Linked DNA regions of Homo sapiens: region 2 is linked to region 1. The links are chromatin loops, found by intact Hi-C in ENCODE. Cell type or tissue: dorsolateral prefrontal cortex. All regions are shown on one strand. Links, peaks and the distances in the headings refer to the core of each region. The heading gives the core; the rest is flanking DNA.

Region 1 (16,811 bases), core at 5,053-13,052:
ACTCCGTCTCAAAAAAAAAAAAAAAAAAGAAAGAAAGAAAGAAAGAAACAAGAGTTCAAATCAGAAACAACTACAATATTGCTCAGTGACAGTGGGTAGCAACTTGTAAGGACCACAGAGCCACTGTCAAAAATAAAGAACATAGCATTTCCCCTCTACATTTCAGTGCAGTTAATAATTCTGAAAGCCTCTATATTACCATTTTTGAATATCAATGTAAGTACTTACGGCTCACAAAAGAAAGCAATCTCATAAGACTGTCAAATAACGAAACTAAGCCAAAATATATTTGGGGATAAAAAAGTTTTTTTTGTTTGTTTGTTTTTGTTTTGTTCTTGAGACAGAGTCTGACTCAGCCACCCAGGCTGGAGTACAGTGGTGCGATCTCAGCTCACTGCAACCACTGTCTCCCGGATTCAAGTGATTGTCCCAAATCAGCCTCCCGAGTAGCTGGGATTACAGGCACCCACCATCATGCCCAGCTAATTTTTGTATTTTAATAGAGATGGGGTTTCACCATGTTGGCCAGGCTGGTCTTGAACGCCTGACCTCAGGTGATCCACCCGTCTCGGCCTCCCAAAGTGCTAGGATTACAGGCATGAGCCACTGTGCTCAGCCAAAAAAAAATGCTGATAGAGCATTAGTTATCAGCCCAATCTATTTCTTAAGTTTTAATTTTTAATTGACAAATAAGAGTTGTATATATTTATGGGATACAATAGGATGCTTTGATGTATGCATACATTGTGGAATGATTTTAGAATGACTATGTATACATTGTCAAGTGATCATATCAAACTAACATATCCATCACCTTCCATACTTATCATTTTTTTACAGTGAAAACATTGAGAATCTATTCTTTTAGTAATTTTGAAATAGATACTACATTATTATTAACTATAGTCACCGTGCTGTGCAATCGATATGGAAAAGTTAGTCCTCCTATCTAACTGAAATTTTGTACCCTTTGGTCAACATCTCCCCAGTCCTCTCCTACTGCTACCCGCCAAGCCTGTGGTTACTACCTTTCTACTCTCTACTTCCGTAAGTTCTACTTTCTAAGTTCCACTTTCTAAGGTTCCCACACGTAAGTGAGATCATGTAGTATTTCTCTTTCTGTGCCTGGCTTATTTCACTTAGCAAAATGTCCTCCAAGTTTATCCATGTTGTTGCAAATGACATTATTTCCTTCTTTTTCAAGACTGAATAGTATTCTATTGTGTGTGTGTATATATACATATATACACATATACGTGTGTGTGTATATACATATATATATACACACACCATATTTTATTCATTCATCTGTTGATGGACACTTCCGTTGATTCCATATCTCAGCAATTGTGAATACCGTAATGCAGAAGTCTTCAACCCCCACGCCACGGACTGGTGCTGATCCATGGCCTGTTAGGAACCAGGCCACACAGCAGGAGGTGAGCGGTGGGTGAGTGAACATTACCGCCTGAGCTCTACCTCCTGTCGGATCAGTAGCGGCATTAGATTCTCACAGAAGCGTGAACCCTATTGTGAACTGCACATGTGATCTAGGTTGCATGCTCCTTGTGAAAATCTAATGCCCAGTGATTTGTCACTGTCTCCCATCACCCCCAGATGGAATCATCTAGTTGCAGGAAAACAAGCTCAGGTCTTCCACTGATTCTACATTATGGTGAGTTGTATAATTATTTCATTATATATTACAATGTAATAATAATAAAGTGCACAGTAAATAATGTGCTTGAATCATCCTGAAACCATCCCCCTACCCCAGTCCGTAGAAAAACTGTCTCCCATGAAACAGGTCCCTGGTGCCAAAATGGTAGGCGACCGCTGCTGAAATTAAAATGAGAGTGCAGATATCTCTTCAACATACTAATTTCAATTCTTTTGAATAGATACCTGAAGTAGGATTGCTAGGTCATATGGTAATTACATTTCTAGTTTTTTGAGGAAACTCCATATTGTGGTATGGCTGTACTAATTTACATTTCCACCAGCAAAGTACAAGGATTATCTTTTCTTCATATCCTCGTCAATACTTATCTTTCATCTTTTTGCTAATAGCCATTCTAACAAGTAGCAGGTGATAGCTGACTGTGATTTTAATTTGCATTTCTCTCATGAATAGTAATATTGACCACTTTTTGCAGGAACCTGTTGGCTATTTGTATATCTTTGACAAATGTCTATTTAAGTTCTTTGGCCATTTTAAAATCAGGTTTTCTTCCTATCATGTTGTTTCAATTCTTTATATATGTTGGCTATTAACACCTTATCAAATGTGTGGTTTATAAATAATTTTTACCACTCTGCGTGTTGTCTCTTCATTCTGTTAATTACTCCCTTTCTTGTGCAGAAGCTTCTTAGTTTGATGTAATCTCATTTGTCTTTTTTCGCTTTTATTGCTTGTGCTTTTGGGGTCATTTCCACAAAAATCATTGTCTAGACCAATGTTATACAGATTTCCCCCTATGTTTTCTTCTAGAAGTGTACAGTGTAAATTCACACATTTAAGTCTTTAATCTATTTTTCATTTGTTTTTGTATATGGTGTGAGATAGGGGGTCCAATTTCATTCTTCTGCTTGAGGATATCCAGTTTCCCAGCACCAATTAAAGACTGCCCATTTTGTATATTTTTCAAGTCCATGTTGAAGGCACTAAGCCATATTTCCTCTCAAATAAATAAAAGTACATGTATTTTGAATTTCCACATAAACTGAGAAAACCATAGGCTACTTCAACTATTTGGCTTTCTTCTTAAAATATCAACATAACACACTCTTATTCAAGATAGTACTGGAAGCCCATGCCAAGCAATCAGGAAAGAGAAAGAAATAAAAGGCATCCAATTAGGAAAACTATCTCTCTTCACTGATACGATTCTATACCTAGAAAATCTCAAAGGCTCCTGGGACTGATAAGTGGCTTCAGTGGAGTTTCAGGCTACAAAATTGATGTACATAAAACAGTAGCATTTCTATACACCAATAATGTTCAGGAAGAGCGCCAAATCAAGAACACAATCAAATTTACAACAGCCACACAAAAAACAAAATACCTAGGAATACATCTAACTAGAGAGGTGAAAGGTATCTACAAGGACAACTACAGAACACTGCTGAAAGAAATCATAGATGACACACACACACACAAAAATGGAAAAACATGGATTGGAAGAATGAATATCGTTAAAATGGCCATACTGCCCAAAGCAATCTACAGATGCAGTGCCATTCCTATCAAGCTACCATTGTCATTTTTCACAGAACTAGAAAAAACTATTCTAAAATTCATATGGAATAAAAAAAGAGCCCAAATAGCCAAAGCAATCCTAAGCAAAAGGAACAAAGCCAGAAGCCATCATATTCACTGACTTCAAACTATATTATAAGGCTACAGTTACCAAAACAGCATGGTACTGTTACAAAAATAGACACAAAGACCAATGGAACAGAATAGATAACCTAGAAATAAAGCTGCACACCTACACCCATCTGATCTCTGACAAAATCAACAAAAATAAGCAATGGGGAAAGGACTCCCTATTCAATGAATGGTGCTGGGATAACTGCCTAGCCAATATACAAAAGAATGAAATATACCCCTACCTTTTACCATTTATAAAAACCAACAAGATTGATTAAAGATTTAAATGTAAGACGTCAAACTATAAGAATACTAGAAGAAAACCTGGGAAGCACCATTGTGGACATTAGCCTTGGCAAAAAAAAATTATTACTAGGCCTTCAAAAGCAATTGCAGCAAAAACAAAAACTGACAAGTGGGACCTAATTAAACTAAAGAGTTTCTGGACAGCAAAATAAATTATCAACAGAGTAAAGAGACAAACTACAACATGGGGGAAAATATTTGCAAACAGTGCATCTGACAAAGGTCTAATATCCAGAATCTATAAGGAACTTAAACAATTGAACAGGAAAAACAAAACAACCCCATTAAAAAATGAGCAAAATACGTGAACAGACACTTTTCAAAAGAAGACACACAAGCAGCCAATAAACATATGAAGAAATGCTCAACATCACTAATCATCCAAGAAATGTAAATCAAAACTCCAATGAGTTATCATCTGACACCAGTCAGAATGGCTATTACTAAAAAGTCAAAAGACAACAGATGCTGGCAAGACTGCAGAGAAAAGGGAATGCTTGTACACTGTTGGTGAGAATACAAATTAGTTCAGCCACTGTGGAAAGCAGTTTGAAGACTTCTCAAAGAACTTAAAATAGAACTACCATTTGACCCAGCAATCCCATTACTGGGTATATTTCCAAAAGAAAATAAATCGTTCTGCCAAAAAGACACATGCACTCATATGTTTACTGCAGCAGTATTCACAATAGCAAAGACATGGTGATGCGGTTTTGCTGCATCCCCACCCAAATCTCATCTTGAATTGTAGCTCCCATAATCCCCTCGTGTCATGGGAGAGACCCAGAAGGAGGTAACTAAATCATGGAGGTGGGTTTTTCATGTGCTGTTGTTTGTGACAGTAAATAAGTCTCAAGAGATCTGATGGTTTTATAAAGGGCAGTTCCCACACACACTCTCTTGCCTGCTGCCATCTAGGACATGCATTTGCTTCTCCTTCACCTTCTGCCATGATTGTGAGGCCTCCCCATTCATGTGGAACTGTGAGTCCTCCCCATTCATGTGGAACTGTGAGTCCATTAATCCTCTTTTTCTTTATAAATTACCCTGTCTAGGGTATTTCTTCATAGCAGTATGAAAATGCACTAATATAAATAAAACCAACCTAGAGACCCATTAATGGTGGACTGGATAAAAAAAAAAATGGTACATATATACCATGAAATACTATGCAGCCATAAAAATAATGAAATAATGTCCTTTGTAGCAATATGGTTGCAGCTGGAGGCCATTATACTACGTGAATTAACGCAGGAACAGAAAACCAAATACTGCATGTTCTTACTTATAAGTGGGAGCTAAACAATGGGTACTTATGGACAAAAAGATGGCAACAATAGACACTGTAGACTACTGGATGAGGGAAAGAGGGAGGGCAAGGGCCGAAAAACTATTACGTACCATGCTCAGTACCTGGGTGACGGGATCATGCATACCCCAAACCTTAGCATCACGCAATATACCTAGGTAAAAAACCTGCACGTGTACCCTTTGACTCTAAAATTAAAGTTGAAATTTTTTTTTAAAATCATCAAAGTAAAAAGAAACAAAAAACAAAAACCCTGTGCTAGAGTAGGCCCTAGAAAAATTCCCTTAGAGGGGCCCGGATCATTCCAACAAATGTGATCTTTTGATGACACTGTCCATTTGGTTACAAGGCTAACCACGAAATTAGTTGACTCATGGAGGCCTGTTATAAACAAAACATATCAACTTCAACTAACTTGGATTTAGGTGCAAATGCTAAGCTTGAATTCTAAGTCTTGGGTTAGTTTCAGTGATGAAGCTGAGAACTAGAGATGTGAGGTGCCCGATGTCCAAACTTCCAGACTGGGTGTGTTGCTGTAATACTTGTGAGGCCCAGTGATGGAATCTGCCCCTTCCCTAACCAGACCAGATGGACACACCACTTCCCTGAGGACCACAGGCTGCTGGGACAATGCCCCCAACTCCTCCACTGTCAGCAAGAAGTATTCCTAGCCAGAGATTATTGATAATCTCCTATTTCCTTAACCTTCCTCACTAATCCCCAGCAGCGCAGGGAAGCTTGCTTTCTTAGGCATAAGTGATAAACGCGTGTCTGCTCTGTAAGGCCTCTCACACAGAGGGGAAGAACTTGCACTTAGTTCTACCTCCGGAACTAGGAGGTAGGAAATGAGCCTTTTAAACATGCTAAAACAATACTAAAAATCAAAGTGAAGAAGACTAGAACCTATAAAAGTAAGATGGCAAATTGTATGGGTCATGCTTTGCTCCCTATTGTAGCCAGGGTGGAAGAAAATCGGCAACATTTCTAAATACTACCATCTATTCCTAAGCCTACAAAGACAACCTCAACTGAAATTTCTCACAGTCATTCTTCTACCAGAAAACAATAACAGGATAAGGTGTAAACTTCCTCAACTGATTTTAATAAGTCTTAAAGCAAATGCTTCATTTTTATTTAATGAAAGTTAGCTACTTCTTGGCAAAAGGAGAACCAGACAAGCCCTTGGGACCTGCACACAGTTTACGAGGATATGGCTTAGTTCAGATACACTTAATTGGAGCCAGGCTTAAAGTTATTTACCCTTTTTGTTTTGTTTTGTTTTTTAAGATGGAATCTCACTCTGCCACCCAGGCTGAAGTGCAGTGGTGCGATCTTGGCTCACTGCAACCTCAGCGTCCCAGGTTTCAAGCAATTCTCCCACCTCAGCCTCCTGAGTAGCTACAGGCATGCACCATCATGCTTGGCTAATTTTTGTATTTTTTTTGGTAGAGGTGGGGCTTCATTATGTTGGCCAGGCTGGTCTCAAACCCCTGACCTCAAGTGATCTCTCCACCTCGGCTTCCCAAAGTGCTGGGATTATAGGCATGAGCCACTGCACCCCACCTTATCCTTTAAACTAGTGCAAATCCGCTCAAAAAAAAGAAAAGCCTTGACAAGTTTAGTATAGAAACTTTAGTTAGAATATTTGCTTATTCCTGACTCTCCACCAAACAAAGCTTGGTAATAATTCTCCTTTTATAAAGCTTTCACTGGTAGAGAAACACAGAAAGTTAGGCAATTCTCCAATAAATAAGGTAGTCGCAGAACTATAACATATATGTTTTATTCTATGGTGACTGGTTTCTTAGACCACCAAACACCGTTTATAAAACACCAGCTCATTCCCTAACTCTGCGGGTCATACAGACTTTTGAATGTGATTGTCAAAGTCTGGCATCTGAATCACTGAGGGCTAACGGCTGGTTAAAATCTAGATGTCAGGGCCTCAGTCTATACTTAAATAAAGCCCCATGAGGTACAGCCCAGGAATTAGCACTATTAAAAAGTGCTGCAGGTAACTGCTATGCAAATTAAATTTGACGACCACTGCTTTAGAAAAAACACAATTTTATTTAGTCAAGGGGGGACTTTGATGCGGCTATCAGAAAGGGACCTAGGATTATTTTACAAAGTATCTATCTATCTATGGTTCCTTATCTCCAAACAAAAACACTTAACAATAAAATGTACCACTTAAGCTGAAATTGTACATGCCTTCATTGTACGTGCCTTCATTGACTCCAGGGTGAAAATGTCTATCACTAATCTTATCCCCAAAACAAATCTTAATCACTATATGACAGTATTTAAAATACAGTATTTTTATAACCTATCTGAAAAATGCAAATAGCTAGAACCAGGGCTTGCTTATCTGCTTAAAAAGACAATGTCTGATTTAGAAACTCTCAAGTGTTAAGTATTTTTTATTACATGAGTGAAAAGAATAGTATATAAATTTCACTTTTGTCATAAGCATCACTTATCCTGGTGGAATTCAGCTGAAGCAAATTATGCACTTTGCATCACTTACTATGGAATATTATTTACTTTTCTTCACATACCATGTTCATGTCATTTCCAGTTTTACTGAGAACAGTTCCATTTGCATGTCTGTTTATCCAATTAGACTTTTAATGTGACGAAGGATGGACACTAGCTGGGTCATACGGCCAGGACAAAGATTTCCCTTGATAGCTCTTACTTGTCAATACAAATGACAGAAGAAAATGTCCCCGGGGGGAAAAAAAGGCCTTCAGTAGATTTTTACTAGGAAAAAAGTCGATAAAATGAAAAAAGTTTAGGAAGGAAAATAAATGATTAGTAATTATTATTCTCATATTCTTGTGGAATAGACAGCAATGTATAATTGAGAGAAGGGGAGCTTCCTAGTACTTGGTACTTAGGACATGACCTCCAGCATGGTACTCTAGTCATCGACCAAGCCTACCTCTGCATTTTATAAAAGAATGGAAACTGAGGCTGAAAAAAGACAGTGATTAATCAGGGGGAACACACCCAGTGTAGGAGTCAAATTTCCTGGCCACACCCCCAGAACTGCTAAATTTTGGTAGAAGCCCATGTTTTCCACAGAATTTCATAACTCTATAAGAATAGCATATGGCAAGGATTTTTCTTCTTAAGGAATATTTTAGTATATAAGAGACATGATTTTAGCCATTAAAGTTTTCTGTTTAATTATGTGATCTCCTAATATTTCCTCAAATATTTTAATATTTAATATTTTAAAACATCTACAGATTGCAAAAGCAATAATAATATTAAAATGTTGTACCTTACAGAGAAGCAGTCACAGAATTGTAAATTCTAAAAATAAATCATAGACAATGCCACCCCCCCAGCAACCACTCACGTACCCTCCAGTGCAAACCTTTATTTACCCAAATACACAGAATTTGTCAGATACAGCGTTATAAGTGGATGCATGTCCTGTTTAGGGCACCTGGTAATTAGCATAATGGCCTCTTGGGCCCTGCCTCAGAATGCTGGGTGGCATGTATCACAGATTCATCTGGGAAGCAGCTTCCACTAACCAGGGAACCAAGGACAAAGGAGCTGGCAGGCTTCAGGGGAGTAGCTGCCCAGTCAACAGTGTATTAAGGACAGCCATTAGTTGCCACAATCAGTTAATTAGCTCAACAAATGCAAAACCTAAATCATTAAATAAAGTGGCCCTGATTGCACTGCTGACTTCTGATTTGGTATCACTAACCCAGCAGGGTGAGAATGAGGTAGTTCCACAAAAAATAAAAACCTGTCCACATTGGGAAAATGATATAGGATGGGATTTCATTTTCATGAAAGTTGAGCCCTGCCAGGAAGTTTCATTGACAAAAAAAAAAAAAAAAAAAAAAAAGTGGAGGTGCCAGGGAGACCTCTGTGTTTATGCTTTGAAATTTAAATTAATTTAAATATAAATTGCTCTCCCCTTTTGTCATTATGAGAAGGAAATAAAATGTGGGTTTCAGATCTCTGGTGTGTAAATGGTCATTAACTTTCATTTGACCTTGGGTACAGAACTAATATTGGATTTATGCACAGGGTACACTCATTATGCTCATCTAGTTTCCTCACAAAAAACATGTTCCCAGGAGCTGCAATGCTGGAAGCTGCTTCTTAGCTCTCAACTAGAAAACTTGATTCTCTCTTTAATGCCTCTCCCCCGCCTTACACCCACCTCTCTGCTCAATGTCTCAGGAAACTGTTTCTCCAGGCTTAGCAATGTGTATAAAACATGTGCAAGAAGAAGTAGGACTCTGAAGAGCTTAAAATCATTGTCCTGGACCACACAAGACCAGACAGTAACCTGCTCTGGGCAACGTCACCTTACTGGCACCATCAGTGTTCAGTTCTTCCCAGGATCAAATTCCCTACAATAGGAACAAGCTTCCACTTACAGCAATTCAATTAGCTTTGTCTACTAAGTGTTACACAGCTTGACTGAAGTGCCCCAAGTATTTTTGAAAACCAAGACCTCAAAAACCTTGGATTCTGGAGTATGCGCTGCTGTAGTTATAATTATTCACCTCCTTGGCAAATCTGTTTCATTTACTATCTTAATGGGCATGACCATATTGAAGGATTAAAAAGAAAATCATCTTGCCTTGCTTTCTGATTTTCTTAATTCTAAACAATTCTCAGGGTTAAAGGAATCTAACTTCTTATACTCACTACTCTCAGATCTCCTGCTCATCAGGAGAAATCTGTGAAAAGGGCTATTTTCTTTTATAGTATGCCATTGAATGGTTATTTATCATTTCGACTTAATAGCTCTAATTACAAAAGATAGTGTCATGGGACTTTTTTTAAAGGCAATTTTCTTTGTATCCCAGTGGGAGAGTTAGAAAAAATTTACAAAGCATCTGCTGAATGCATTTTCAATTATTCCTGGGCTTTACCAGTGCTATTACTTTCTTGATTGTAAGAATTTTACATTTTCAAATATGCTTTAACTTTACAATGCATTAAGAATTACTGTTTTAAGATTCTTATGATGGTTTTATCTCACTTAAAAAAAAAAGAAAGATACAACCCATCAAACATTGAATTGATCACTGCTCAACAAGAACATGCACTGGTGGAGACAGGACGTGAATATACAAAATTTGTCAGCAAGCAGGGACAGAAGAACGATCTCTGGAAATGTTAGAACAATGAGTTATTATAGCACTGGAGAAGGAGACAGATTTTACAAACTTCAACAATCAGCATGGTGTTAGGCAAAGCTCTCTCTTTTGGGGAAAACATCCTAGGAATCATCAATCAATTAGGAAGACAAGAATGTTGTGTTGATTATTTTAGGGGAAAACACATGACACTTCTTTCCTCTTGGCTGACAAATGCTAAACAACACATTCAGCGGGGTTATCAGACAATCGGTGTTGGCCTGTGCTGACCAGAAATGAGAGTGATGGGCGCTGCTGGACACAGTATCGAGGATGTGGCAAAAGAAAAGAAAAGGACAGAAACAAACCATCTGGAAAAATCAATTCTGAGAGGATCCTGGTCCATCCTTTGAGAGGCTGTGAAAGTCTTGGGAAATGTACGTGGTTGAAAATACCACCAAAAAATAAGCATAAACTTTTAATTACTTAAATACAGCCAACAGACTCCTCTTATAACGTAGCATTTTTTAGCGTAAACACTCTTTATTAGAACACTCAGCAATTAGATGGAAAGAAGATCAAAAGGAGAGCATTCAAAATAATATCTCTATAGCTTTTTAAGATAACTTAAATTTCTTCCAAAAAAATTAAACACATATTATCAGAAAGGTAAAGGAAATCTGAGATGACAATAATTATATTAAGCAAGTCAGCCTGTCTTTGCTGACCCTAATTTTATTACTAACATCCATTCTAAAATCCCATTTGTCATGCATTCTCCTAAATATTAGCTATGTATTTACCAAAGGATCAAGGTAAAGTCTAATATGGTGCTACGTTAAAAGAAGAACCTGTCAACTAAAAATAAAAAGTAAAAATTTATAAGACCATAAAAGCAGAAGCTATTCCACAGGTATAAAGGTTATTTTTTTCTTCTACACATGAAAAAGGGAAAGCCTTATTTATACTGTTAAAAATATTCTATCATCAATTTCATTTCTTGTGACAAAGCAATATGAATATCTTGTCTTTGGAATATTCTGCTCCAAAGTAGAATATGCCTTTTCACTGGTGTCCAGTTTCAAACCTCACAAATGCCTCGCATGGTGAGTCCTGCTAACATGTGACTGCTCCCAATATTACATACATATACTTGAAAAGGGGGCTTAAAACCTCTAAGTTTTCCAAAATCGTGTTACTGGTGATGTGATTGTTACTCACAGTAGATCTGGAAAGCTGGGACTTTAGACAAAGGGTAATCAAAAGAAAAAAAAAAAAGGCCGGGCATGGTGGCTTACACCTGTAATCCCAGCGCTTTGGGAGGACGAGGCGGGCGGATCACCTGAGGTGGGATGTTTGAGACCAGCCTGACCAAGGTGGAGAAACCCCGTCTCTACTGAAAAAAAAAAATTAGCCAGGTGTGGTGACACATGCCTGTAATCCCAGTTACTTGGGAGGCTGAGGCAGGAGAATCGCTTGAACTCAGGAGGCAGAGGTTGCAGTGAGCTGAGATCGCGCCATTGCACTCCAGCCTGGGTGACAAGAGCAAAACTCCGTCTCAAAAAAAAAAAAAAAAAAAAAATCAAACCCCTCAGATTGTCTCATAGAGCAGTCCTCAACCTTTCTGGCACCAGGGACCAGTTTCACGGAAGACAATTTTTCCATGGACTTGGAGAGGAAGGGGGAGATGGGATGGTTTTGGGATAAAATTGTTCCACCTCAGATCATCAGGCACTAGATTATCATAAGGAGCACGCAACCTAGATCCCTTGCATGTGCAGTTCACAACAGGGGTCGCGCACCTGTGAAAATCGAATGCTGCCACTGATCTGACAGGTGGTGGAACTCAGCGGGTAATGCTTGCTTGCTGCCACTCACCTCCTACTGTGCAGCCCAGTTCCCAATATGCCACGGACAGGCACCAAACCATCGACCAGAGATTGGGGACCCCGAGTCTAACAGGTCCACCTTGATTACCAGATCCTGGGGTTTCCTACTTGAATGTTTTACCTGGAGTTCACTGTCATGGCAAATAAGAGTTAGCAGGTTGTTGAAACCATATGCCCACCCCAAATGCCTATTTAAGCTTGAATACAGGATTATAAGGTCATATAGGATACATTCTTTGAACATAGGAATCAAAGATGTATCCTATATGATCTTAGAAAAAACAATTTAACGTAAAACATTGGCTTCTCTCTTATCCGTTCTAGCCTCTTAAAAATAATAATGTTTTTAAAAGCTAAACACAATAAGCTAGCTGGGCACCATGGCTCACATCTGTAATCCCAGCACTTTGAGAGGTCAAGGCGGGAGGACTGCTTGAGCCCAGGAGCTTGAGACCAGCCTGGGCAACATAGCAAGACCCTATTTCTACCAAAAAAAAAATTAAAAATTATCTGGGCATGGTGGCACATGACTGTAGTCCCAGTGACTTGGGAGGCTGAGGTGGGAGGATCACCTGACTCTGGGAGGTAGATTGCAGTGAGCCATGATCACACCACTGCACCCCAGCCTGGGTGACAGAATGAGACTGTCTCAAAACAAAACCAAAACCAAAACCAAAAACACAATAGGCTAAACCATTTTATACACTTTGATATATCATATATATTGTAATATCTTAGTAAAATATTTTGGTACATGAAGAACACTTTAACCTGAATTCCTGGCTGGTTTATCCTAGAAAGAGAGAAAAAATGTTATTACCCACAACTTGAAGAGTTTATGAGTTTTCAATTCATTCCTTTCAATTTCCAGGAACAAAAGCAGAATAAGAATGCCTTTTCACAAGTTACATATTTACTCTCATTATCTTGAAAATTACTAATCAAGAGTGGGAGTGTGGCTGGAAATGCCAGAGACCAGGTGTTGGAAAACCTGAGTCTGCATTCTGCCTGCAGACTTTCTAGCCTGTGTGAGTCTCAGGGTGGCACCTCCTCTCTAAATCTTGTGATTGAGACAGTGCAAACAATTCCTTCTGGGGTGATCACATTACTCTTGCCTGCCCAGCAGCCATTCTCCCCTCTGCTGGTGTTCTTTGTAGAGCCATGTATTTTGCTTGTGTGGGGTTGACTTGACCTGTCTACTTCCCCCTGCCATTCTCCTGCTGCTCCAGAGGTGGGCACTTCATCCTTCCAACAAGATCGCTTAGCAAAGCTTCTTTTGGGGCTATCAGGACAATCCCTCGCTGAGACTGTTAAACTCTACAGAGTCCTTGAGGCAAAAAATTCCCTTTTTGGTTTTCAGTTAGTTTTTCTGTCACATGCACCTAAAATAATCCTGAATAAAATAGTCCCAAGGTTGTGACTGAGGTGAATGAATGTAAAAAGTGAAAACATTGTTAGAACAGGATTTTTAAATATTAGAGCTGGAAGGAATCACTGAGGTTACCAAATTTTACGCCAGCCCCTGCAAGATACAAATTGAAATCACAAAGCCGAGGTCGCAAAGACACGTAATGACAAAAATAAAACAGAGCCTGGAGGTCCTTCTTTCCTTTTCAAACTTTAAAATCCCAGATACTTTAGTTTTAAAACACTTAACTAGCTATGGGCTAAGGACAGAGAGTGAAATTTAAACACTGCCAAGGAGATTTACCACTATGAGATTTCTGGCTTTCCAGAAATAGAAGCCCACCATGGCACAAATTTCATATGATCTAAAGATAATGAGAGCTAAAAGTGCTTTGGATTCCCTGGAAAAGGGAAGTAACACATCTCCCAAGACACTAATGAGCCAACATTAGCAGGAGAATAAGCAATCCAACAACGAGAAAGAAGTGCAAGGATATCTGTGCAAATTTCTGCAAATCTTATGAAGCCTTAAAATGCTATTCACATCCACTAAGGTTCGCTCTTAGGGTAGAAAACTGTTCAAAGGCACATCCTAATGGCCTTTTAGAAAATTACAACAAATAGATTTTTTACTAAGCTTACAGCCTTTAATTATTCATAAAACCTACACTGATTGGCAGTTACTTTTATTTCTGTTTGTACAGTGGGCTGAAACTAAAAATTTTTTACATTAATGCTCATTTTAATAACCTCTTGCAGTTAGACAGAAATCCGGCAGGACCACCTGTGCCCTAATTAACAGTTTTACTACAAGACATAAGATAGTAGGGTAATCAATTCCTTCTGTCAAGCTCCAGATGTGCCAGCTATCATTTTAAATACTTTTTTATTTGATGTATATTAGCTTATTTTTCTTCTCCTTTAAAAAGTATTCAATAGTTTTAAAAATAAGAAGCATACATAGAAAACACCATTCTGCAGCTGGAACTCTACTTAATTAAGGCCATGCTTAATGGTTCTGCGTTTGATCACCTCCTAAAATCACAATAAGAAGTTTACCTTTCTCTGACAGTCACTGACTCATTAATGCATTCTATTTATGAAACATATGCTATGATTTTAAAACAGCAGGGGCCATACTTGTCCTTGCTCACTATTGTATCCTGTGTCTTACACTGCATTCAGCTTATAGTTTGTGCCCAGCTAGGGTTTGATAAAGGAACAAATGAATACAATACCTATGACTTAGGCTCTTTTGTACCTTGCCATTGTTCCTTCACATCCACACTCAATGCCAACTCAAGCATTGAGAATGCACAGTGAATCAGTCAGGTATCTCTAATATTTCCATATTTGAATTCTTTGAATACAGTAATATATATCTTGTTGGTTATTTTTACCCCTAGATTGTTTCCCAAATGTATTGTAGTTCAGGGTGGGGAGGGGTTGTAAGAAAGAAATGTCTTTGTTTTTTCCTAATACAATCTTCTTCATTTATATTGCTCTTCTAATCAGAAAACATTATATTTAATTAAAGTCAGGGGCAAAATAAGAATGACAACTATCATTGATATTATTCAAACTTATACTGCAAGGCTCTAATGAAATATTATAATATGGGAAAAAAGGAATTATATGCATTGGTAAACATAGACAAAACAGTCATCATTGACAGATGATGAATTTGTCCATGTGGAAAATCCAAGATAATTTTTAAGGAAGCTATTAGAACTCATTGGAGTTCAACAATTTTAAGGGACACAAAATCGAAAATTCTCATACAACAAAAAAAGAGCCAACTAGAAGAGATAATAGATGTAGATACAGATAAACTGATTCTGAAGTTTTTATGGAGAGAGAAAAAACTGAGAATAGTCAACACAAGATTGAAAGCGAAGAACAAAGTTGGAAGGCAGACACTACCCAATTTCAATACTTAACGTAAAGGTACAGCAATCAAGACAGTGTGGTATTGTTGAAAGAATAGACAAACAGGCCAGGTACGGTGGCTCACGCCTGTAATCCCAGCACTTTGGGAGGCCGAGGCAGGCAAATCACCTGAGGTTGGGAGTTCGAGACCAGCCTGACCAACATGGAGAAACCCTGTCTCTACTAAAAATACAAAATTAGCTGGGCATGGTGGCACCTGCATGCCTGCAATCCCAGCTACTCAGGAGGCTGAGGCAGGAGAATCACTTGAACCGGGGAGGCAGAGGTTGTGGTGAGCCAAGATCGCGCCATTGCACTCCAGCCTGGGCAACAAGAGCGAAACTCCGTCTCAAAAAAAAAAAAAAAAAAAAAAAAAGAATAGACAAATAGATCAATGGAACAGAATAGAGAGCCCATAAATAGACCCAAATATAGTCAATTGATCTTTGACAAGGAGCAAAGGCAATATAATAGGGAAAAGACTGTCTTTTCAACAAGTGGTTCAGAAACAACTGGATATCCACATGCAAAAGATAAAATAAAATAAAAATAGAACCTAGACACAGACATTACACCCTTGAAAATGAACTCAAAATGGGCCCCAGACCTACATGTAAAATGTGAAATTATAAAACTCCTAGACTATAACATAGGAGAAAATCTAGATGACCTTAGATTTGGTGATGACTTTGTAAATATAAAACCGAAGGCATGACTCATGCGAGAAAAAATTGATAAGCTAGACTTCATTAAAATAAAAACATTTCTGTTTTGCAAAGACACTTAAGAAAATAAAAAGGCAAGCTATGGAGAGAAAATATTTTACAAAAGACATATCTGATAAAGAACTGTTATCCAAAATATACAAAGAACTCAAACTCAACAATAAGAAAACATACCAATTAAAAAATGAGCAAAAGACCTGAACACATACCTCAACGAAGAAGACATACAATAAGCACATGAAAAGATGCTCAACATCATATGTCATTAGGGAATTGTGAATGAAAACAAAGAGATATCACTACACATCTATTAAAAGGGCCTACTAGAATGGCCAAAATCTAGAACACTGACTACATCAAATGCTGGTGAGGATGTGGAGCAAGAGGACCTCTCAATTATGCTGGTAAGAATGCAAAATAGTATAGCCACTTTGGAAGACAACTTGGTAGTTTCTAATAAAATTTAACATACTCTTAACACATGATCTAGCAATCAAACTCCTTGGTACTTACCCAAAAGAGATGAAAATTTACATTCACACAAAAATCTGCATATCCAAAGCTTTATTCATAATTGCCAAAACTTGAAAACAACCAAGATGTCTTTCAGTAAGTAAATGGATAAACTGGTTCATCCAGACAGTGGAATATTATGCAGCACTAAAAACCAAGGAGCTCTGAAACCGTGAAAAGATTCTGAATGCATATTACTAAGTGAAAGAAGCCAGTCTGAAAAGGCTACGTATTGTA
Region 2 (16,811 bases), core at 3,572-11,571, 63 kb before region 1:
ATAGCAGAAGCTTACATATACTCATTCATCTAAAACCATATTTGTTTTTAGACTGAGAATTTAGGTAGCAATATCCAGCCAGGTATGCAATGGAGAATTTTAAATTGTACTTTTCATGTTCCCACTAAATGAAGCTCATTTAAAGGATTAAAATATTTCAAAGTCAGAAGATTCACCAAATATCCTAAATGCCAGACAAGAACGCCAAGTCCAAGTCTGAAGCAGAAAAGGCTACAGAATTGTTCTGAAAATTATTTTCTGTCACTATTTAGATTATGACAAGATGTTCTGGGATTTTGGTTGTTGTTGTTTAGTTTCCCACGTTTCTGTCACCCGTATTTAACAACTCTAATTTCATATTTATTTTTGAGATTCAAGGGAAGGACTGCCAGCCAAGTAGCAGCCTTAAGTACAAGGCAAAAAAGCTGCAAACTGAATGAAAGAAAAGGTTTCAATTGTAGAGTAAGAAAGCCTGAGGCAGAAAATGAGGATAATGGGAAATGGGAGGGGAAGGTTATAGTGCCAAAAGGCTGATAGGAAAAATGAAGAGAAGCTCAATTATAGGTAGGTTAAAAGCAAACATTCTCCCACACAAAGAATATCTCTTTTAGATGTGGGCTTGTCAGAGCAATTCTATGACATTACACCCTTTCAATGAAGCAATAATTGATTGAAACATGCTGTGAGAGATTAACATGCAGTGACTGTAATCAACAAATTGCCATCCACTAATACTCCTTCCTCACACTTTATACGACTATCTGAAGTACACACTCTTACACAAAAAAACACTTTGTTCCCCCATTTTCTGATAGAATGCTAAATTTTACTTGAGGAAGATGTCATAAACATTTTAAAATTCAGACAAGGACATCTGATTATCTCACTTTAAATCCAACAACCGTCTGGGGAGATGACACAAGATCTCTGAGAGAGAGAAACACAGAAAGAGAAAGAAGGAGACAGAGGTTTTTCAACCGTTGACACTGTCTTAAACACAGTTTCAAGTAATTTCAGCTGCCGATGTTAGAGTGAAACTATCATTTTGCTAAAATTACTAGGTTGTCAAACCCACAACTGACACAATATCTTGTCTTCATGAATTTCAGTATCTCTTGTTCCCTTCAATTTGCTACTCCAGAAATGCCCCACTTAAATCACACATTTAAACAAATTCCTGGAAATACAGCCAGACACTAACAAAACCACATGCGTTTCTACTAAAGCGCAATATTAAATATGCCAATAGACACGAAACTTCCTGAGAAAATATGGCAATTTACACATTTTTAAAGGTTTTAGAACAGAAATTTCCTTTCAAAAGAAATGAAACCCCAGTTAGCACTAACTGAACTGGGAAATGATGCTGTAGAAATTATTTTTCCAAAGAAATAGAAAAGTAATATATGTAGCCTTCTTCTTTAAAGGGTACACCCTGTCAGGGAGACAGGATATCAAGAGAATATTAAACAAGGTATTATCTGTCTCAAATTTATTTTTATGAGAAAAAACAAGTTATATTGAGGATTTATGTTTCAAATGCAGCCTTCATCCTACGTCAAAGAGATTATATAGATGTAAGCCAATATCTTATCCATATAACAATAAAAGCAAGGACTATTATTAGGTCCTCATAGTTTGCTATTAGATTTTATATTTGAGGCTGGGAGCAGTGGCTCACGCCTATAATCCCAGCATTTTGGGAGGATGAGGCAGGTGGATCACCTGAGGTCAGGAGCTCAAGACCAGTCTGGCCAACATAGTGAAACCCTGTCTCTAGTAAAAATACAAAAATTGGGCATGGTGGCACACACCTGTAGTCCCAGCTACTCGAGAGGCTGAGGTAGGAGAATCTCTTGAACCCAGGAGGGGGAGGTTGCAGTGAGTCGAGATGGTGCCATTGCACTCCAGCCTGGGTAACAGAGTGAGACTCCATCACAAAAAAAAAAAAAAAAAAAAAAAAAAAGATTTTTATATTTGAAAACAGATTGTAATTTTATATATTTGATTCTCTGAAACTTGACAATTTGTGTACATACTTATGGCAACTCTCAGTGGAGCAGAATATTTTATTACTTGTAATAATTTATCCTCCAGTTGTTCTAGAAAATTAGAAATTTACTTAACTACAAAGAAAGAACCAAAGTTCTCTATGGAAGTCTAGCTAAAAAGATGAGTATCAAGTTGGGCATTTGAGGTAAAGTATTTCAGGTGAAGCAAATTAATGTAAATAAAGGATAAAAAGAAAACAACATATGCAAATATGAATAAAGTAGAAAGTCCACTGACTTCTCCATCTTCCATGCTGGCTGCAGTTTACACAGGAAAACCGGGGTTCAGGGGTTGAGGTCAGCACTGAAACTGACTTCGAGGAAATAAGCAGTCACATGCATATGTCATTTAGATAGAACACCGTGTGCAGGAACCTCCAGATTATCTCACCTTCAGCCTCTAGGACAAAACCTCCACTCTAACCTGTCAGAAAGTGGTTAACATTTTCCTTCAAAGTATTTAAAGAAGAAAGTCCATAAACTGTTAAGATGCCCAAGTTTTCCATAATTCTTATAGTCTGGAAGCTAAGGATCTAATTTCTAAGGTCATTCTTTCCCCCTCATGTACTCCTTTTTCCATTTCCTATCTTCAGATCCTCCTGAAATTAATTTCCTAGAACCCTATAATACTTTGGTTTGTTTCTGGCATGCTCTAGACTTCCACTTGAACTTTCCGTTTACAAAGTCTACTGTAAAATGGTCAACCTTTTGTGGCAAAAGCCACATCTGCGAAGCCAACTGTAGTTTCCCTTTAGTTAAATATTACAAGTTAATTACCCAATGTCTTATTTTCTAGTTTATAAATAAATATACATATACATTCCTATGCATTTATCGTAGTAAATTCTAACAGTGGACACAGAATAAACAAGGGTGGAGGATGAAAGCAAATCATAAAATTAAAAGTTTAATGAAAGTATTCATCTCTCCACATAGTTCACTAGAAATATTAGGTAATCATTGAATAAACTACTCTACATTTTTCTGAATACTTTCTTATTTGGAAAACTGTAACATTTGCATAACCTTTCATGCTGAAATTGTTTGTAAAATTAAAATTCAGATAATAAACTACAGCTCAAATGTGGTACAAACATGAAAATGATGCAATTAAAAAATGCATTCCAATGATCCATTCTCATTCTAAATCGAGATTGTTTCCCTGAAAGGTATGCTATACTCCTATTAAACATATCCCTATCCATTAAATATCTTCCTTTGCCCATTGGTTGTGTTGTAATGAAAACTTCCACATTTTTCCGTTATTAATCAGTGTATGTTAATGATCTTATGCTTCAGCTGGGTCTCACTTCACTTCACCTTGCTTCATTAACAACAAGGGTATTAATTAACCCACAATCTACTGGCAGTGTAAAAGCATCAGTTCCCTTGTTATCATACATACTATTGCATGTTCAAAGGTGGTGAGAATAGATTAACCCAGAAGATGAGCACCTCAAATGAAATCCACAGTCAAAATTTAATTTTTAATCACTTCTCATGTGAGTAGTCTGATACAGTGTCAGCTGGAACTAGGACCTCTCTCTCTTTCTCTCTCCTCTCTCTCTCTCAACCTTTTTGAAGCAGTTAGCTCATCCAGTGGCCATTCTGCTCACAGCTGGAATCCAAGAAGCAGGTCTTTGTGCTGGAGATTAGAACGCTCTTAAGTGGGTACTGAAGCACCTGATTTGGGGCTTATAGCTTGAGTTGAATGTAGATTTTTACTTCAATTATGCCTTTCATCCATGATTCCAGTCTCTAGCAAAAATAATCTTCGGGATACAACTCGGAATATATTTGGGCTCATTTCCCGATTCAAATGGTGGCTCAATCACTAAGCAACTGAATTAACTTCTACCTTGGCTTCTATGTCCATTAAATGGGGATAATTATCTTGCAAAAGGATCCATCTAATGGGACAAGGTTTGAATAAATAAACTGGTGTCTGGAGTAATCTTTGAACCTGGTTCTCATAGCTAGAAGGGTCCTCAAATGTCATCTGGCCTAAAGCCTCTGCTTTTATAAGTGAAACAACTGAGAAAATTTCTACACAATTCTAATTATCTCATCACTTTGTCAACACTAATTTATAAAGCCTTCCAATGCTTCAATTATGGTCAACAAATACCGTACATTATATTCTCCATGCTAGTAATTAGGAGAGAAGCTCAAGGAACTACCAAAATCCAAACCAAACCAAAACAAAACAAAAACCACAGCACACACATTATAAAGTAGAACAGAAATCATATTCTAACTTGAGCACTTTTTCTCTCTTGACACCATTTTGGGGATTTGTACTGTCACTGTGGACAGCTGTTTCAAGTCTTTGCTTTATCTGGAAAAACAAGCCCTTACCAAACAGTGGTACTCTTCATCTGCATCTGAGGCACACCCAGGGCAGCTGGAGTTTGTGCTAATGAATTCAGTCTCTCACTGATTTTTTTTTATTAGCATGTATGCAAACAAATTAATCTAATTTTTTTTTTTTTGAGATAGAGTCTTACTCTGTTGCCCAAGCTGGACTGCAGTGGTGCGATCTCAGCTCACTGAAACCTCCCCCTCTAGCATTCAAGCAATTCTCATGCCTCAGTGCCACCACTTCTGGCTAATTTTTGTATTTTTAGTAGAGGCGGGGTTTTACCATGTTGGCCAGGCTGGTCTCGAACTCCTGACCTCAAGTCATCTGCCCACCTTGGCCTCCCAAAGTGCTTAATCTAAGATTTTGAAGTGACAGTTTCTTAAAGCTGAAAAAGACTAAGTAGCAGCCCAGTCCAGTTACTTGCCTTGGATAAAGCGATTTTCACAGTTTAAGATGGTAAAAGGCTGATATCCTTATCAAACATTTCCACAAATGCAGATTCTATGGGTTCTAACAATAGTGATTTACCAACTGGGGATACCTATGCATACTTCAAATTTCTTTTATGTTATTTTTAAAATTTCAATTAAGTGTATTTCTTTTGATTCTGAACTTCGTTGCATTTGACCAGAAGTTTCACATTAATTCTTAAAATACTTTAAATACATTAAAAGATCCTCCAGCTTTTTTATTTTTAAAGACATGGATATAGTTATCCCAAATTAGTGCCTATAATGATATTGGTTATTTAGCAACCCATCATCTAATATACAATATTTTCCTACTTATTTTATTGTCTGATTCCCTCCAATAGAATATAAGCCTTCAGGAGGGTAAGGAGTTTTGTGTCTATTTTGTATCCCTGGCATTTAGAACAGTGCCTATGCATTTGGAGGTCAAAGATATTTAAAGGAATTAAATAAATAAAGGAACTAAATTTTTCTAAGGTATTCAGAAACTCAATAACTAAAATTCACAGTTACATTTTTTATAGAAGCAGTGTATAAAGCTAAAAGTTAAGGAATTGCCAGGAAATGGCTAGTAGAAGAGATATGATGTAGTATATTTCACCACTGAGGGAAAATTGCTGCTTTTCTCCTGCAACACTATTTCTGAATATCCCAAAATGGCTTGGTAATAAAATTCTGCAAATGGAATTTAGTAGTAGAGTGATAAATCAAAGCTATTCTTTAGAAATGTTATGGCATAATTTCTCAAAGGAACTTAAAAAGTTTCCCATTGGACAAGGTTATATAAAAACACACTTAAATCATCACCAGGTATGGCCACTGAGCCTTGGATTCTAAGCTTAATACCCCGTTAACATTCTAACAGCTCTACGAGGCTGAAGAAATGTAGCAGTAACATGAAGTTAGACCAAATTTCCTAAGCCCTCGTGCAAGGGCTATGTGATGGTGTTTTCAGCATAAATTGACTTTGGAGGTCATCTACACCAATTCTCAGGTCTCCCTCCCACCTAAAATTCTATGGTTCTGTAACATATTTTGCAAGGAAAGAAAATATAGATCCCTTTGAATCAAAGGGTTTTAGTGATGAAAGATACTTTAGAGATCATTTCATTTATTACTTGCTCAAAGTCTCAGGCTGTTTTTTTAATGGAGCCCAGATTCGGTACTCAAGACTTTAGAATCTCATTTTAGTAACCTTTCTACTCTGCTATATGCATTTTCTCCTTTCGTAAAACATTATTTCTCTCAGAAGCATTCTTGGCTGTGAAACCTAAGGACCATCCAGGAATTTGTGTCATGTGACAGAACCCACACAAAAATCCAAATGGCTTTTCACTATAGTCCCACCTTCTCATTCCAAGAGATGAGAAACCAAACATTTTGTGTGTCCAGTACCTCTGTTCCCTCTGATGGTGTCCTTTTATCCAAAACCACTTTAATGGAAGGACTGGCAGTGTAGGTTTGTCAGTTATGAACTTCTCAAGCTGCAGAACTCCAGGACAGGGGCCAGCGGACATGAGGCTGGACATACAGTCCTGTCAGAGGGGTTGTAAAGGGGGAACGTTGTTCCTAACTCTCTGTATATCTATAACCAATAGAAACCTAGAATTGGTCTTTCAAAATATGGAAGTAAGACAATGTTCTATTTCAGTGTCTTTCAACTTGGCTGCGGATTGCATCACCTGGGGAACTTTTAAAGACCTTAAGGCCTAGGCCCCAACTCAGCCCAACTGAATTAGGATCTCTGGACATTGCTGTTTTGTTAAAAGCATCACAGGTGCTGCTAATGTGCAGCTACAGATAAGCTACACTGGTCTGTTTATTACATGACCTTACAGAAATAAAAAGATATAAATACAAGATAATGTCATGTGCATATCAATTGTACAAAATCATGAAAAGACTTACCGCCATCTAAATATTTACCTACCCTCAAACATTTTTAGTACAGCAAAAGCCATGCTGCTACGGGGTTATTATGGTCTGGCAACCTGGGAGAAAAAGCCTGGAAGAAAGGCACCCAGGATCATTCCAGGAATGCTAAAAGGCAAGGTAAGCAAGGAAGAAGTTCACTTACGTTGTCTTCTATCTTTCCAAGGGGAAGAAGAAAGATATTCTTAATTTTCCTCCATGAAAATTACATAATTAAATATCAAGGGATTATCATGAGCTTGGTGTTGGCAGGAGACAAGATTAAAAAGTTAATAGAAAATGAGGTGCCTGCCCTCACTTTACTTAATGTTTTATCAGTGCAATGCTTAAAAAACATCACAGCCGGGCGCAGTGGCTCACATCTGTAATCCCAGCACTTTGGGAGGCCAAGGTGGGTGGATCACGAGGTCAAGAGATTGAGACCATCCTGGCCAACATGGTGAAACCCTGTCTCTACTGAAAATACAAAAAATTAGCTGGGCATGGTGGTGCGCATCCGTAGTCCCAGCTACTTGGGAGGCTAAGGCAGGAGAATCGCTTGAACTTGGGAGGTGGAGGTTGCAGTGAGCCGAGATCGCGCCACTGCACTCCAGCCTGGTGACAGAGTGAGACTCCGTCTCAAAAAAAAAAAAAAAAAAAAGTCACTAGGTTGACCATCAAGAGCTTCTGGACTCTATCAGTTGAGTGAGACACTCCTATAATATAAAACAGGCACTTTCACAGAGGTTGTTTCCTCTTTAGAACAGTAACGAACTCACTTTTTCAATCACATGCTCAACCTACTATGTGTTGCTAAACGCCAGCTCCCCAACACTGAGGTATCTCTGAAAGAATCAAGGCAAGCTGTGTAGACACGTCCACACAGAGGCATGCTAACAGAATATACTGAATGATAACCTCATGAAATTAAAAAAAAAAAAAAAAAAGCAGCCATACCTAAAAGAAATCAGGTCAGGCCTAATGAGAATCAGCTGGTAGGCTTTACCTATTCCTACTATTCTATTCTCTGTTGGCTTTTTTTTTTCTTGGAAACTTGTAATCATAAGTACATTTTCTTCAAAAAGATGAATAAGGAAATGGGAAATAACATATTTCCTATGTTTTCCCTAAGGTAGACCTGTCGTAACACAGATTCAGAAAGAAAAATCAGTAAGAAGGGGTTTCTCCATGTAATCCACAGTTTTCCCCCTGCTTTGAAACAGAAATCATCGTTCACTACAGAAGTATCTGTAAGCAAAACACACTTTATCCTCTCTAGGGAGGAGAAAGGGTTAACTAGCTACAGTCACCAGCAGGACCACCACAGAGCAGGACTGGCTGGGCCCAAACCTGCTCCCCCATCCCTTCAACTCCTCTAACTCACAGCTCCTTGTTTTTTTTCTTTCTTACCTTCCTCGTAATTCTCTCATGTAAACCTCATGCCCAGTGATGTTTGCCCAATTTCTGGGAAAAGATAAAGCTCCAGAAACAATTTGATTTTCCTCTAACATTTCAAAATATTTCAAGTCAAAACCTGAACCTTGGAAAAAAAAAAGGAAATCTTTGAAAACAGCTTCAATCACTGTCCAGGTTCACAAATATCTAGTTACCAGACTCATAGTTTTCCTACTTTAAACAATGAAGAACTATCAGACAAAAGAAGAAATGTTGAAAAATTTAGATGACAATGAATTTCATTGCTGCTTGCTCTCAGGGAGTGTTATTGCTAACTTAGTAAACAAAAAGGGAGCTTGTCACAGATGAATGAACATTTCAAAACTGGCTGCAAATAAAGACCCAAATGCCTGGTTGGTTTGCTTGTTCCTTATCAGCACTTCCCATTGATCTTCTCTTTAAAAGTTTAGGAAATTCACTCGGCTAGGCAGAGTGGCTCACGCATGTAATCCCAGCACTTTAGGAGGCCGAGGCAGGTGGATCACGAGATCAGGAGTTCGAGACCAGCCTGACCAACATGGTGAAACTCTGTCCCTACCAAAAATACAAAAATTAGCCGGGCGTGGTGGTGGGCCCCTGTAATCCCAGCTACTCTGGAGGCTGAGGCAGGAGAATCGCTTGAACCCGAGAGTCAGAGGTTGCAGTGAGCCAAGATCATACTCCAGCCTGGGTGACAGACAGACACTCCGTCTCAAAAGAAAGAAATTCACTCATTCACTCATGCATTCCTTCATTCCATAGATATCATACTGGATGACTTCTTGCGCCTTTCACTACAAAGGAGGAAAGATACGTACTTGAGGGATTATGAAAATAGTATACATAGTAGGTGTGTGCGAGTCAACTCATTTAAGAAAATCATTAGTAGGTTGCTTTTAAGCATCTCTAGAATTATTTTTCCTTTAAAAAGCTTGATTTGCTGATAGAATACTATATGAATTTAGTTGTTTCCTATTCTATTCTTGAGTCCAGTAACAACAGAAATGCCTTATCTTAATAGCCCTGGCATTCTCCTCCCGGCTATATTCAATGGAGTAAACGTTATCTATTTGTATGTTAACATCAATCAGTAATCACTTCCACTTGTCCTGTGGGAGCACAGAGGGCCTCCTCTATTGGGTCCTGCACCTACATTTTCACAAATTAGTGACTTTTGTGGGAAAGCGATGAGAAATTACTCACATCTCTTGTTCAGTTATCTTCCCCAGCCTCTGATGGGTCCAAAAATGTAAGAATCCAGAACAGGCTCATCCCAGCCTCCAGGACCATTCCTTTTCTCCCATGGACCCTCTCCTCCTCACTGCTATTAGGCCATGTGGAGGGCCACCATATGGCTACACGCGGCCCCAGATGGCTCCATCTCCGTAAAAGGGGCGCTCAAGAACATAAAAATGCTGCTGTGTACTTTTATTGCAGCCCCTTCTCATTTTCCTCCATCTGTCCTCCATATGGTTTATGCAACTCTCTTCAGCTCCTGCACACCCGGGCCTTTGATAATGAGGGTTGCTTACCTGACCGAGATAAAGAACTAGAATTCACCTTTGTCAGCGACAAGGGGTCCTGTTACTTTGAATATCTGATTTGCTTAGTATTCGAGCTATTAATATCTCCTTTTCTTCAATTTGCACATGACATTTATTTTATATTTATTATATTTCTTATAATCTTATTAACAGAAACCACATGGTGGATTTTCTGTTGTGTTTTCTCCAAGTGCCGTTCTTGAAGTTTGGAAGAGCTACACTGACTTCCACTTAGGCATCTCTTTTATATACACATTAATCATTTTCTCCAAAGTTGACTTTTCCATTTTCATAAAATCTTTCTTTGGTGAAAGTTGTTACCATTTTGCCACTCAGATGTCTCTGCAAAACTCTAAAGTTTCATTTGTGTCCCTCCCCCAAACTCTAAGGAAATGAGCAGGAATTAGGTGAGGTGACCCCAACCAACCCCTTCTTCCCCACTTAGGTTGGTGCTAGGAGAGTCAAGCCATGAAGTCCTGGTCCGCTTGGCTTTGTGAGCACATGGCAGAAGTGACACATGTGATCCCAGGGGTTGGTATAACTGAGAAGAAAGCAAGAATAAGTCACTAGACAGGATGCAAACCACTATATTTCCCAATAGCAGGCAAATTCTGACATTAGCAACAATAATAAGGGTGATTTGTCATTCTCAGTGTTAAGTAGTGGGAACCTGTGAGCACCTGAGCCATTTTCTCAAAAGTAAAGAGAACACAAACTAATGACAATTAAAAAGAAAATGAAATGAAGCTAGGCCTGGGCAGGTTATAATAATTTCCCTGCTTACTAATGTGACCCAGACACAAAGTCTTGCACTATAGAACTGTAGTGTTATTAAGAAGAAGGAAGTATTCAATCTTTCTAAACCTCTACTAAAGTGTCTTTTCCATGACAGATAATTTGTCTGTATTCTAGTTCAAAACACCTGTGTAAAGCAGTCTGGTAATCAGTAGACTGAAAATTAGACCCACCTTCCATGATGATTACATTTGATGAAGCAGAACATGGGAATAGTGCTCAAATGCACAAAATATTAATCTACAGACATACAAAATCAACCTAGCAAATGCCAAGAGAATATGTTTTTCTTTTAGCTGTTTATTTAGTGCATATAAATGACAACTACTGATTTTGTCTTCAAACATATGCAAAATAAGGTATCTATCTGAATTTTAAAATTACACAATAACTTTACTGTAGGATACATGATTAGGTCATTTTGATACTGTTTTTTTGCCCACTTATGTATTTCACACATACTTGTTTCTCTTATTGTCCTTTAGAATGCAAAATAGACCCAGACATCACCTATGTTCAGACAAAACTCCAGGGACACAAGGAAATTCTTGTTCCCACCTAAGCTGTCATTTCACAATCCTTCTTGCATGGTAAAAACCTAAGGAAACTGTGGGTCTCACAGGTGCTATGGTAGGAGCAAACAGTGCATTTTAGTTAAGGGATCAAGTTGCAAAATGCAGGCTACAGTCAGAGGCCTATTCATTGGAATAACTGCTCCAGCATGGAACAAATTACAAATTCTGGTTAAGAGAAGCAAGTACTCTCCCTTCTGAGATAAAGGAAGTTACAGGTAAGTCATTTTGTAAGTGGAACAGTAGTGTTTCCAAAAGTGTATGGGTGAAAAAGCAAAATGAGTGTTTTACTCTCAGATTAAATTTAAAATACAAGAAGTCTGATCGATAAGGCTTTAGTGCATTACAGTTTCTGCTCTGAAAAGCTGTGAGTATCATAGTCTGCACCTCGGGGCTTGTTCTGACCAGGCAGTTTGTAAACCACTTGGAAAAAGGCAGAAGTTGCCACTAAGCATGTAGCTGCTGAGTAGTTGCATTAATTGTTGACATTTCAGCACGGAGGCTGCTGCCCCCAGCTCAGCACTGCCTACATGCCAGGTGAACGCCTGCTAACCCTCCTCCTCCTTGTATTTCTTTCCATTGAACATGGGCTATTGAATGTTGGTCTCTTGCCAACTGCCTTTAGGTGAGATTTGGGAAAAATTGCCAAAGAAACAAGAACAGCTGCCTTCATATCATTTTCTTTGTACAGCTACTTCCCAGGGAGCTGCTTGGGATCTACATGTGTCCATTTATTGGATTTAAACAAATCAGCACAAGGCAAGGGACGAGTCGCACAAAGCATATGCTATTTCTCCCCACCCCGGTTTCAGCTAACAGTGGGAACCTTGCCCCTGAGGGTACTGACAAGGGCATCAGCTGCTATCAGTCTGGAAGCATGAGCTACTCAGAGCCTTACCTGTTTCTTTGTCCTGGACTTCTTCCAGGTGCAAGTCATTCAAAAGGTGCTCCAAAATCTTCTCCGGGGTCCCGGACACCACCACATATCTGTCAGAGAGCAGAGAGTCCACTGAGTCATCCTCGGTGGAAGACTGCGAGCGGCTGCTCCATTCATCGTCCTCATCCTCCTCGTCGATGTATTTGAAATAAGGCACATCGAAGGTAGGCAAGGGCAGCTCTCGGTCTGAGAGCGCCGCGGCGGAATCTTTCCTCTCCAAATGAGGGTCAAAGACCCTCAGCCGGGAGCTGCCCATTGTGAACGGTTACTAACAAAGGCATCCCCTAAATGCTAAAAGATCTTGCCATCCCTGTCCTTTCACTGGGAACTGAGTCCATCTGGCTGCTAAGAGCTCTGCAGTCAGCTAGAACGCTGGAGAGGCGGAGAGAAAAGAGAGGGAGGGAGGGTAGAGGAGGCAGAGAGCGAGTGAGATGGAGCAAGGGAAGGGAAGGCAGGCAGGGAAAAGGAAACGGGAGCGCGTGCCTCTGTGGCTGCAGGGAAACTCTCACCTCCAATGGCTCTCCGCACTCCCAGCTGTGGGGGCTGGGCCACAGCACTGCACTTTCTTCAGCACCAGGACGCTCTGGTCTTGCTCTTTAACCTGAACAGTCGTCACTTCATCATCTTGCTTTAATTGTGGACAGGGATGATGGATGAGAGAAGGAAAAAGAGAGAGAAAATTAAAAGTGGGGGGAAAATGGAGCTAACTCAAGCTGTATTTTCTAGAGTTGCTTTACAGTATCATCTCTTCAAAGATTGAGAATAAATTAGGAGTCTGGTCAAAAATCTCCCTCTAATATTAAAGTATCCAGGCTCAAGTGCTATGAAAACTTAAAACATTAGACAGACATAAATACTTTAAAGGAAATAGAAAACAAAGTGGAGGTGGAATTCAGAGTTTATTTTTAAAACTACCTAAACAATTTAGGGACTACAAAGTTCAAAGTTTCAAAAAGCACAACATACTAATTGCATGTATACTATATTCTCTTTTACCTGGTAGATGTTTATTAAACACTCTATTAAAGTTGAATCATACAAAATATACATTATTGAAACATTAAGACAATGAGTAAGCCCTATTCAGTAGTTGCAATCAATACATATATTCATTTACTTTACACCCTTACTTTAAAAGGCGGCAAGAAAAAAAAAACTACCCACTCCATCATTCAATTCAATTTTTTTTTCAGACTTGAGATGGCCTTCAAATTTATAATGTACTAGTTTTGCCAGAATATAAGCAAAAATGGATCTCTAGTTAGAATCTCATCTAGGCTGAAATTCGGATGCCATGGATGACTGCACAGACTTTCTTCACCTCAGTCCCTTTTTAAAAAGGAGAGATGGCTGAACACACAGATTCATTTCTGCACACACAGCTTCCACAGCCCAGAGTGAGTGTGGCCCGCTGACGTGGCTCTGTCACAGAGGACAGCTTGCTGCTGACCCAGCAGGGTGGCCTCCAACTCGGAGCCATGAACACTTCCAGAGTGTTTAGTGTGAAATTCTCCTGATGTGCAATACCCAGTAAGCGTACGGTAGCCCGGGAGAAAGGAACTATAAGATGCATGTCCGAAAATCTAGCTTCCCTATTTCTGAGGATTGGAGCAAAAGATTAAAGGAAGAAAAGTTGACAGTAAGTAGGTTTCACCTTAAAGATGATGTCACCTCTTTAAAAAAGGCACTATGTGCTTAGGGCTCCTAGCACGTTTCCCCTACTTACAGAAAATCCTACCTACCTACGGTCAGGTACAAACATGAAAGAGGATATCCCCACCCCCAACAGAGAAAAAAATATCCATTGTGCCTTATTAATTGGTTCTACAGGCTAATCAGGGATGTCAATGTATTTGATTCACCTTTCATAAGAAGAGGAAGGCACTAATCTTGCCCTAATTGCCAGCCAAATCACTGATAACAATTGTGACTTTACCTCCTGGTATTCTGATTCCTAAGAAAATGCAATAAGCTAATAATTTAAGTCCTCCAGGATTTTCTTAAAAACGAAAAATATTTGTCATTCTAAACAGCAATATAATTTTATGATCATTCTTTTTTAATCTTTTAGTGGTAAATAATTTCACTATGTAAAACCGATGTATTACATTTCAGCAAGGTCAGACGCGTGCAGTTACTGTGGCAATTAATGCTGGATATTCATTGTGAAACTCCCTGAGGACGACAGTGGGACTCCCGTAACATGAATACCAATGTGTAATTGCTATCTTTCATTTCTCCAAAGGGGTTCCTTTGTTATCTATGTGGCTGAAGTGAAATAAGGTGGCTGGAGAGAAGTGCATATATTGACCAAAAAAACCCCCCAAAAAACGAAAAACAAAAAACAAAAAAACAAAAAGGCAGAATGAGGGTCTGGGATGCTGAGACACACAGAACAAACAAATAATTCTGTTCTCTGAAAGGACAAAAATCTTTCCCTGGTTTCCTTTAATCATGCGCCAATACTCATTTTATATGAGCTTGCTGTCATTCTGAAGTACGTTTTACATTCTATGTGCATGTGATATATGGCATTATTAACTTCCACAGGCCATGCACATACATATGGATGGGAAGGGCTTCTCTAATGCCTGTGTAACTAATATGTATTACATGGCTGTGCACACAGCAGCCACACTCTGCCAGGCAGGGGAAGAGCTGAATCATATTGATGTACTATCAATAGCATCTATGTCATTGTGATAGTTTTCCATTTTGAAGACCTATTAAAAATAAAGAAGAGAAAAAGCAGAAAAATTAATGTACAAAGGGAAATATGTTATCTAAAATTGCCATAAAAATGTAATAATCCTACGAATTACATCTGGCTCTCAAGAAGGAAAGGTAAATTAATGTTTCCTGACCCCTGCATGCTTAACTAATTTCTCATCCTGAGAAGGAACAGAAGTACCATAGTTGAGGTTCTGGGTATGAAATTTTATTCTTGTGCTTGATTGGTTAAGATTAAAAGTATTAAGAGAATTAATAACAGAAAATATATTCAATGACAAATAGTTCATGAAATGCAGGTAAAGTATTAAAACACTTAATTGACATTCATTCAACAAATAGTGAGGGCTTGCTCCCTTTGCGTAAGGCACTGTTCTGGACACCAAGCGGCAAGTGAAAATGAGTGAGGCAAGTACCCTGCTCTTAACTGACAAGTTAATAGGCTCCATGACAACATAAGTATAACTGGGTCAGCACCCTAAGATGTGGCCAAATGCAAGAGACAATGCAAAAGTAGAATCCATGGGATCTGACAATCAAAGATAACTATGGGTGACTGTGAGAATGGAAATACCATTAAACAGGGGAGAATGTGTATGAAGGAGCGGCTTTGGTGAGACAGATGCTTCTGATTTTAAACGCTGATGTTTCGTACTAAGACAGCCTGCCTGCCACAGACGTTTAGCAAGCAGTTAGAAATAAAGAACTAGGCCTCTGGACAAAGGTCAAGGGTAGAGACAAATTTATGAATTATTTAAGCTTTGGTAATGGATGAGATTGTTAAGGAGGAACAGTAAAGAGGCAGAACTATGAACATTGGGGATTAAAGGAGCTAAAATCACACTAAGGGGAAGAAGTAAAGTGGGAGAATATTCGAGTCATGGGGGAACCTACGTACAGAGAGAACATGAAGACCACTACCAAGATGAGCCAGGAGGAGAGCCAGGAGAGCGCTGTATCAGGAGACCCCAGGAGAAAGCCTGCCTGACACTGTAACATTTACAAAGATGGTAAGTCTAAGAAAAAGTGATGATGAGGTCACTTTAGGTCAGGAGTGGGGAAAATGTGTTAAACTGTGAGTGAACAAGGAGGAAGAGAAGACTACATCTTGGAAATTTCATTCTAAAGGAAATAAGTCAGCTTGAAGAGACCCATTCCTCCCAAATCAAACCTGTCTGAAACAGGCAGTAGAGAGAACCTTTCAGATGGCAAACGTTGAAAATCATCTAGCTTGACACTACGACACTCAAGAAGTCATACAAGTAACACGAGTTCCAATGCTGTTTGCCCTTAGGTCTGTGAACACATTAACTGAAGATGTTAACTGATAGGAAGGCATTTGTAGCCAATGGCTTGTTATACTTCTTTTCATCTCACAACTTTCTTGGCCTAACTCTTATTTATCCCACAAAGTTCACTTCAAGAATCACCTCCTCCAGGAAGCCCCCTGGTCTTCAGTTTGATCTTGTTGGCCCTTCTGTGTGACTTCACAGCACCACATGTATCCTTATAATTCAGCACTCTCAGGAGCACTTACTGATGCACTTTCTGTCCCCGCCTTGCCCAAGCTCACTCATGGGCAAGTACCCTATCTTCTTTGACTTTGAATTCCCAATAGTTAGCCAGGTCTTGACATTTCACAGACACTCAATTAACATTTACTGAATACGTTTATAAACAAAAGATGAATGAATGCATTTGCATTTTAAAGTGGAGGTTTAGAGAGCAACACATTAAATCTCTTTTTTCTTTTTTTTTGGGGGGGGGTGGTAGGAGGACATTCTCACTCTGTCACCCAGGCTGGAGTGCAGGAGCACAATCTCCACTCACTGCCACCTCTGCATCTTGGGCTCAAGTGATCCTCCCATCTCAGCCTCCTGAGTACCTGGGACTACAGGCACACACCACCAGGCCCAGCTAATTTTTTATTTTATTTTGTAGAGACAGGGTTTTACCATGTTGCCTAGGCTGGTCTTGAACTTCTGAGCTCAAGCAATCTGCCCAC

Evidence for each region. A loop is a pair of places that touch in the nucleus more often than their neighbours do. Peaks named below come from ENCODE experiments on the same cell type or tissue, not always from the same donor. Only the 100,000 strongest peaks of a DNase experiment are listed, where the experiment ranks them.
Region 2: a loop joins it to region 1, with 7 times the contacts of the local background. A loop is called at or near these places in 8 of 110 quality-filtered maps.

Annotation. Positions count from the first base shown.
Region 1 is chr7:22,242,938-22,259,748 of GRCh38, forward strand. The region is part of intron 7 of RAPGEF5 (Rap guanine nucleotide exchange factor 5); the gene reads right to left. Among named protein-coding and RNA genes, the nearest start is that of RAPGEF5, 110 kb to the right of the region's middle. In dorsolateral prefrontal cortex, for the core only: no CTCF peak of the experiment used is centred there; a DNase peak (open chromatin) is centred at 8,534; H3K4me3 peaks cover 2,389 bases; H3K27ac peaks cover 7,417 bases.
Region 2 is chr7:22,181,330-22,198,140 of GRCh38, forward strand. It overlaps RAPGEF5 (Rap guanine nucleotide exchange factor 5), which reads right to left. Exons shown (of 26, transcript NM_012294.5): 10 at 12,586-12,704; 11 at 12,038-12,126. Among named protein-coding and RNA genes, the nearest start is that of RAPGEF5, 170 kb to the right of the region's middle. RefSeq lists an enhancer at 3,251-4,149. In dorsolateral prefrontal cortex, for the core only: no CTCF peak of the experiment used is centred there; a DNase peak (open chromatin) is centred at 4,490; H3K4me3 peaks cover 8,000 bases; H3K27ac peaks cover 8,000 bases.